Linked DNA regions of Homo sapiens: region 2 is linked to region 1. The links are chromatin loops, found by intact Hi-C in ENCODE. Cell type or tissue: IMR-90. All regions are shown on one strand. Each heading gives the region's core, and the rest is flanking DNA. Links, peaks and the distances in the headings are about the cores only.

Region 1 (4,401 bases), core at 94-4,093:
AGATACACACACTCACCCACACAGTTTGTTTTAAATTGCACAGAGTTGATGTATAATAAAATATGAAGAAAGGAAGAAATATTTTTAAAATTCTTATATTTTCTTTAGTGGTTTGTCTTAGAAAATGAACACATACCGGAGAGTTGAGAACTGAGATTTTTGTTTATTTTATTTATTTATTTTTTGTGAGAATAGCAAAGGCTTTACAATGTGACTGCTTACTAATGTCAGAAAAATAGCAATTCAGCTCTTACTTTCTCCCCTATACTTTCAGGGCGTTATGACAGTTTTAATGTGAGTTGTAAAATGTAGGGAGGTATACTCTAATTCTCTTTCACACACATAAATCAAGTTTCAGGCTCTTTTGGAAATGTTTACTAGAAAAAACATCATGGGCAGATTTTAAAATGCTTTTGGATTGCATGACGGCGTGGTGCCACTTCCATTGAAGTGTTGTAATATTTTATTTTCCTTCCCAAAGCGTCAAGATAAATCCTGTAAACATTTTTTCTCCTTTTGTTGTTTTGGTTGTACTATTGTGTTTGGCTCTAGCCTTTTGCCCCCAGGGAAACAAAAGTGTTTTTTTTTAACTGCAGTGCTCCCGCTGAGTACTCCAGCTGTTGGGCAGCAGTTTCAAAGTTGTTCCCTATTTACACACTGCAAGTCTGGCGGATCACAAAGCTTCCTACATCTTATCTGAAACACAATATACTAATTTCAGGGATATATTTAGAAGGAAAATTGTTGTCAAAATTTACTATAATGTAGCTTATTTTATCTTTTAAATTTAAAATCTACTAAATCATTATATCTTTAAAAAATGGTGATGGTGAATGTCAGCATAACACGTAATCTTATCGAAACAATTAAAATTTATCAATTAGCAGGTTCAAGTAACTACACTTTTTTTTTTTTTTTTTTTTTTAAGATACAGGGTCTTGCTACATTACCCAGGCTGGAGTGCGGTGGCTGTTCACAGTTGAGGTCATGGCTCATTGCAGCCTCAAACTCCTGGGCTCAAGCCATCCTCCTGCCTCAGCTGCCCAGGTAGTTGGACCACAGACACCTGTTCTAGTAACTACTGTTTGTCTATATTTAACGTTAACCAATGTGGTAAACCACTAGTGTGTACCAGCACTATGTTAGGCTTTGTTTAGGTTTTGCCCTCTAGGAGCTTCAGTCTGTTTGGAGAAATGGACATGTAGATAAATGTTATAACTCACGTAGAAATGAAGTGCTTAGAGAAGGCAGATGACAGAGTTACTGGCTGTATCTGGAGAAGTTGGATAAAGCATCATAGATGAGGGGACAGTTACCTTTGGAGTTTCCAGATGAAGAGATGGAGGAAAAGTGCCTTGATGACACCAAGTCACCCATTGTGCTTGTTTACCATGTGGTTAAAATAAAGCATTTGCATTTGGTGATTTCTAAACTCTCTTCTAGTTCTATGAATTGACCACAGTATAAGTATAGTTGTTTCTGTGTGTGTGTGTGTGTGTGTGTGTGTGTGTGTGTGTGTGTGTGTGTGTGTGTGTAGGGGGCGGGAGGTACTTTTTTTTTTTTTTTGAGACGGAGTCTCGCTCTTTCACCCAGCTGGAGCGCAGTGGCACGATCTCGGCTCACTGCAAGCTCTGCCTCCCGGGTTCACGCCATTCTCCTGCCTCAGCCTCCCAAGCAGCTGGGACTACAGGCGCCTGCCACCATGCCCAGCTAATTTTTTGTATTTTTAGTAGAGACAGGGTTTCACTGTGTTAGCCAGGATGGTCTTGATCTCCTGACCTCGTGATCAGCCCACCTTGGCCTCCCAAAGTGCTGGGATTGCAGGCGTGAGCCACCGCGCCCAGCCAGTTAGCGGGGGGTACATTGACTGGGCTTGAGATGTTCGTATGTAATAAATTTTTAAAAATTGCAGTTTTAATTTCCAGTTTTTAGTGAATTTTGGTCAATAGAATTTGCTCTTAGGAAAAAGTAAAGGAGGTGAATGCTGGCTTTCTTTTGCAATAGAAACAGCCAACTCACTCATTCATTTAACATATATTGTTGAGTGCCTACCATGTGCCAGATATTGTTAGAGAGCAATAAAAACACATATTCCGGCTTCTAAAATACTTACATTTTGGTGGCACATGGGACACCACACTCTGGATTGGGGGAAAATTTGGGGTATGGGTTGCCACAAAAATGAGCAAACATCAGTGTCTCCTGCCCTTTCCAAAAAGCACAAGGGGGCTATCCAAGAGAAGGGAGAAAGCAGGTCTAGGCTTGGAAAGGATAGGTGGAAAGTGTGGCACTAGCAAGGGGTTTTTGGAAGGCAAGGGTTTCCATATGCAAAGATTGGGAGATGGAGTATTTCAGCTGAAGAGAAAACTTAAGACTATTTTCAGGCCAAACAGTCCAACTTGAAGAGTGGGTTATATTCAATAGAGTAGTAGGAGATGAATTAGATACTGAGCATGAAAATAACAGCTATGAACTTGTCCTCATGCCAGGTGCTGCGGCAAGTGTATTTACTTATTAAATACTTCAAAATCCCGTAAAATAAATATTATTGTGTCTCCATGTTACAGCTTCTCTTGGGGCCATATGAGTAATAAAAGACAAATAAGTTTCAAGCTCAGGTCTGTCTGATATAGAAATACTTGATCTCAACCACCATAATATATTGGAATTTTCATTTTTGGATAGTTAGGCTACAAGGTTCTCTTGAAAATTTTGAGTAGGCAGTTGCTTAAATATGTACAATGTAACAGTATGATATATCCCATAATAGTGTTAGATTTGGGGTATTCTGGGAACATGCTGAAGAGGCAAACTACTCAGTTGGGGGTGGATGGATGGAATTTGCCTAGGAGGGGATATCAGCATTGAGACCAAAGACATAGAGCAGTTATCAGAGCCAATGAGGAGGGTTTTCTTGATAGAGAAGGCAGCATGTGAAGGGCCCAGAAGTACGGTACTAGGAACTGCTACTGGTATCTTTGAAGATTCTGTAATAGAGATGAATGTGGCAATTTGTTGGGACTAGATCATGAAACCCTTGGGTGTTATGCAAGGGAATGATGACTTTATCTTGGAGGCAACCTGATGATATGGAAGAGTTTTAGGCAGATAGGCAGGGGAGTGATAGGATCAGACTTCCACAATTAGAAGATTATGTTAAATTCATTTAAACAAATGTGAACAGTAGTGAATCAATTCCCAGGGGAAGTTTCATTGCCAAGTATTCTTCCTGCCGTGAAGATTAGCCTGTTAGTTACCAAGCCGCTTTCGTTTTCAGTGTCTGTGCTTGTGGTCGGTAACTTTTGCTGCTGTTGTTCTGCTGCTGTCTGCCATTCCATTCGCCATCTATCACGCACACAGAACCCTGGCCAGGATCATGAAGGGCGATTGAAAAGGTAACAAGAGAAAAAAAATGATAGATTAATGTAAGCCTGATGTTTGTTTTAGTGGCAGATTTTGGTGTTCACATGAGTGCCTGAGCCTGTCTAAATTAATCTCATATTCTCACCACAGTCTTCTAGCTTGAGAATTGACTGCAGGTAAAAATAATTGGAAATTATTGGTGTAGCCGAAACTGCATTACAGCTGCCAAGTGTGGATACACCGGAGCCAGGCTGCTTTTGTCTGCTTCCTCATAAACATTCTTTCCGCATTCTTTATCAGCACATAATCCTGAGACACAAAAAGCCTTTGTGTCCCACTGGGAATGTGAGAAAATCAAAGCTATCTATTGGTTTTGCTCCTGTTAGGAACCACTAACATTTCTATATTAACCACCCATGTTTTGAATTGAGATAGATGTTATCAGCAAGATGTGTCCTCCATTTATCCCCAAAGATATCACTGTCCCAATACAAGAAATCTTAAAGACAGACTGCAAATGTCTGTTTTCATCCACTTGATGCTGTGATTTGTGGATACTTGTTAGACATGTGAATTTAATGGGGCTTAGCCTAATAGTAAGCATTTATATAGAACTTCCCATGAGCCAGGCACTTGTATAGTAATACATCTAATCATCACCACAGTCATGTGAGGTAGCTATTATTGTTTTATACTGTTTGTTATGCACTGAATTGTATTCCCCAAAATTCATATGTTGAAGCCCTAACCCCCAATGTGATTGTATTTGGAGGTAGGGACTTTAAAGAGGTCATTAAGGTTAAATGATGTCATAAGAGTGGGCCCTAATCTACTATGACTGATGTCCTTATAAAAAGAGGAAGAGACTCCAAGAATGTGTGTTCACAGAAATGAAGACAGAAGACCAGAAGGTGGCTATCCAGAAATCAAGGAGAGTCCTCAGGAGAAACCAGCCTTATTGGTATCTTGATCTTGGACTTTCAGCCTCTGGAACTATGAGAAAATTAATTAATTATTTAAGCCTTCAAGTCTGTGGTA
Region 2 (4,401 bases), core at 229-4,228, 61 kb after region 1:
AGTAATATATGAGGTGAATTCTATGACTGAGTAAGTAAACTGAAATTTCAGGAGGGTAAGCAGTTTGTTCCAAGTCATATGGCTATTTAGTGTTGGGATCTGCTCTGCCATTGTTCACAGCTATATTCAATTGCCCCGGGTGTTGTGTATCTTTCCAAAAACGTTGAAAGGGAGGTTCAGAAGTATTCAGTTATTTGTATTATTAGTCGTTTTGAAACTGAGTAGAAAGACTCATTTAGGAAAGTTCCATATGCCTTCTTGTCTGTCTATGGCTGGTTTGCTCAGGAGAAAAGTCCACAATTATACAATTGTACTCAGAGATCATGTTATTTGTATATCTACCTGCCTCATCGGAGAGGTTGTGAATCGTCCCAGAGACAAGATAATCTTTTTGTTTGCATTCACCTGGGCTATTTTGGAGGCTAGTTTGTCATCTTCCTGCAGGAGTAATTTTATCCATGTAGTTCCTAGACTGTTGTCTAAATGGAATCAAGATGGGTTTGTCAGCCACCGTTGCCTAATGGTGATTTTAGGATAAATTATCTTATCTCGTATTAGCCTAAGAAATCTCTGACTTGGGATTTGGGGTGATTTAATACAAAATCATTCAAAGATTTCTTTCTGTCTTTTCTTTATGGCTTTTGGACTGTGTACTTATGACTTTCTCTGCTGTGCTCAAGTATCTTCTTAGTATCTGTAAGTAAAAGTTACTTATAAATGTCTGTAAAAAAAAAAAAAAAACAGTGTTAGAGGCTGGGCATGGTAGCTCACCCCTGTAATCCCAGCACCTTGGGAGGCCGAGGCAGGAGGATTGTTTGAGCTCAGGGATTCAAGACCAGCCTGGGCAACATGGCGAAACCCTGTCTCTATCAAAAATACAAAAAATTAACCTGGTGTGATGGTGTGCACCTGTGATCCCAGCTACTTGGGTGGCTGAGGTGGGAGTATCACTTGAGCCTGGGAGGCAGAGGTTGCAATGAGCTGAAATCTGAGATTGAGCCACTGCAGTATAGCCTTGGAGACAGAGCAAAACCCTGCCTCAAAAACAAACAAACAAACAAACAAAATACAAAAAAAAAACTATTAGAAATGCCCTGGAATAAAAAGAATGAAATCCGGTCATTTGCAACAGCAGGGATGGACGTGGAGTTCACTATGGTAAGTGAAATATGCCAGGCACAGAAAGACAATATCACATGTTCTCATTCACATGTGGGAGTTTCAAAAGTTGATCTCATGGAAGTAGAGAGTAGAATGATAATTACCAGAGGCTGGGAAGGGTGTGTGTGGGTTGCGGGGTGGAAAGCGGGGATGAAGAGGGGTTGGTTGATGGATACAAACATACAGTTAGATAGAAGGAATACGTTCTCGTGTTTGATAGCACAGTAGGGTGACTATAGTTAACAATATGTTGTATATTTCAAAATAGGTAGAAGAATTGAAATCTTCGTAGCACAAATAAATGATAAATATTTGAGTAAATATCCTAAATACTTTGATTTGATCAATACATATTGTATACATGAATCTAAATATCACATGTACCACATAACTATGTACAAACCTTATGTATTGATACAAATAGTTAAAGGGAATTGAATAATAAAGAATAAAGGATAAAATATTTAAACTAATATTAAAATCAGGGTAAAATAAACTATAGCTGCAAAATCATAAGACAGTTAAGTGAATATACCTGGATTAAGGAAATAAAATTTAAAATAATGAAAATACCGAATAAAAATTAATAATAAAAATGTAAAAATAAAATTGAATAAACTACATTGAGTTAGGGTGTGTGTGTGTGTGTGTGTGTGTGTGTTTGTGAACACAACATACCTGTATGGTAGGGGTAACATTGGTTTAGATTCACTTTGTACTTCATACCTGTGTTCAAAAGACTCAGCTGAGCCCTTTGTGAGGATATTTTGACTTTGAAAATCTGGAATTGATGACTCACTTAAAATAGTTTTATCTTGGGACTGAAACAGGGACATAGGCATATTTTTGTATGATTCACATCAGAGCTGATAATCTTAATGGTTTGTAAAGGGCCTAAATGATTCTACAGTTTTATATAAAGCATGTTAAACTATCAAGGCTCATTATTACATAACTATAAATGGACAGAGTTTTATAATAAGAAAAATGTACATTTGTTTAGCCATTGTCTCCTAGGAACTTCTCTCTATTATTACACTATTGCATTTGCAAAGGCACCAAAGGTGCAGTTTGGTTTATATACTGCAGTAGTAATTCCTAAAAGATTTAATTGTATCAGGTTTTTTAACTTAAAAATGGAATCCTATTTAAAGTATATCCAAATATTCGTACAATAAGAAGTTATCACAGTCTACCTATTTTGTAAATGAGGTGCAGTGTTTAGTTTTCATTGGGGTTTTTGATTTTCTGTTTTGAGCATTTAAAACAAAATCCTTTGAAAATAGTAGTTGGTGATCACAATGGTTTATGACAATTTTAACAAATTGTATTAGAAGACTCTAAGGAGCTGTATTTTCAACCGTGCTTTTTCTCTTCCTTCCTTCCTTTCTCTTCCCTCACTTTTTTTCTTCCTCTTCCTTCCTTCCTTCCTTCCTTTTTGCATTGGGGTAAGAACATAAATAATATTACATCTTTCCACTATGTCTAAAAAAGTTGGAGGTGGAGAACAGTATATTTTCCATGAAAATGTCAGCCTGCCACATAGCTCTGCTTAGTAGGCAAACCGTTATTCATTTGGATTCTCTCTTGGCTTTACATTTGGAAACAGTTTTAGTGTTAGGTACTTATGATTGAAAAGGAGATCTCATGTTGAGCTTTTATTGCGTTGGATGCGCTTAAAGGAGGTTTTGTAAAAGACCATTGCTTCATTAAGAAAGGAAGAAAGAAAAACAAACAATTACATCCAGGGAAATGCTAGGATTTTTGATAGTTTAACATGACCATGTCTTGAGCATTTTCAGTTCATAATGAGGCTTGCCCTAACTAAAATGGCATTTCATTTCGGTTGATGTACTCTTGACATTATTGGTGACATCTGCTAAATTCTAAACCATATTTTTTTTTAAATTGATTTCATTCCTACATCATCAGCTATGACCACCAGTTGAGCTGGAGAGATTGGAATCTGGTGTTTTATTTATTAAAAAAGACATTTTCAGACTGCTTAGCTCACAAAGATATTTTGTATTCTTTTTCAAAATATATTTTATTTATCATGGATGCTTGTGTTTTAAGGCTGCATATTTATTTAAAATTTATGAAGAACCCTGGAAAACATTCCCAACACAATACAAAGTCCACACATTTGCACAATAATTAAGAATATTTGGCCGAGCACGATGGCTCATGCTTGTAATTCCAGCACTTTAGGAAGCCGAGGTGGGCGGATCACTTGAGGTCTGGAGTTAGAGACCAGACTGGCCAACATGGTGAAACCCGTCTCTACTAAAAATACAAAAATTAGCCGGGCATGGTGGTGGGTGCCTGTAATCCCAGCTACTCGGAAGGCTGAGGCAGGACAACTGCCTGAACTTGAGAGGTAGAGGTTGCAGTGAGCCGAGATCACACCATTGCACTCCAGCCTGGGTGACGCAGCAAGACTCCATCTCAAAAAAAAAAAAAAAAGAAAAAAATTAAAAATCACACGTTGACTAATAAAGATTTCTTTAAATGTTTGTGTGTGGGATGTGCTTGTTCTTTTTGGAAGACACTAGGTATGTTCACGTCTCCAGGTTTCTCCCCGGGGGTGTGTGGTGCCAGTTCAGAATCTAGCACACAGTAGACTTCCTAATCCAAATTTTCCTGAATTAATGTCTAATTTTTCCTAATGTGGCTTGTTTTTTGCTATGACCAATTCCTGCTTATATTTCAACGTCAAACCTTAAAGTCACCCTTTTGTGACTTTTCTTGTTTATTATTTTTTAAAGCAGAATTAAATTTTTGTATGTGTGTTTTATACACTCTCATGCAAGTGCATAAGCTGCTTCACTAGTTATCATGTCCTCTCTGTCTTTTCTGCTATTATTAAAGGTAGGTAATATATTTTAGTCTCATTGCATCATTAGTACTTAGTATACTCTCTGATATAGAATGAACACTTGATAAATTCTTGTTCAATCAAGTAAAGTCAAAGACTTCAAAAGATGACTTGGGAGGACAACTAGCATATATCGATTTTGTAAAATATGTTAATATCTTCATTAGTTACTTTAGAATTCAATGCCCATATAATCTTTTAAATAATCTTGGGAGAAAGGAGACATTATTTCTATTTACAGTCGAGGAAACTACGGAGTTAAAAGTACAGAATTAAACTTTCTCCCTATCTGTCTCCTGTCAAAGCTGTATTAAGCTGCTTCCTGAGAGTTTGAATTTCCATGGTTTTAGAGCCGTTTCTTT

What was found. Peaks named below come from ENCODE experiments on the same cell type or tissue, not always from the same donor. Only the 100,000 strongest peaks of a DNase experiment are listed, where the experiment ranks them.
Region 2: it touches region 1 in a loop (1.9-fold over the local background); 2 of 110 quality-filtered maps call a loop at or near these places.

What each region holds. Positions count from the first base shown.
Region 1 is chr6:128,490,726-128,495,126 of GRCh38, reverse strand. All of the region lies in intron 1 of PTPRK (protein tyrosine phosphatase receptor type K), which reads left to right. Among named protein-coding and RNA genes, the nearest start is that of PTPRK, 28 kb to the left of the region's middle. In IMR-90, for the core only: no CTCF peak of the experiment used is centred there; DNase peaks (open chromatin) are centred at 2,496 and 3,256; H3K4me3 peaks cover 205 bases; H3K27ac peaks cover 180 bases.
Region 2 is chr6:128,430,167-128,434,567 of GRCh38, reverse strand. The region is part of intron 1 of PTPRK (protein tyrosine phosphatase receptor type K); the gene reads left to right. Among named protein-coding and RNA genes, the nearest start is that of PTPRK, 88 kb to the left of the region's middle. In IMR-90, for the core only: no CTCF peak of the experiment used is centred there; a DNase peak (open chromatin) is centred at 1,997.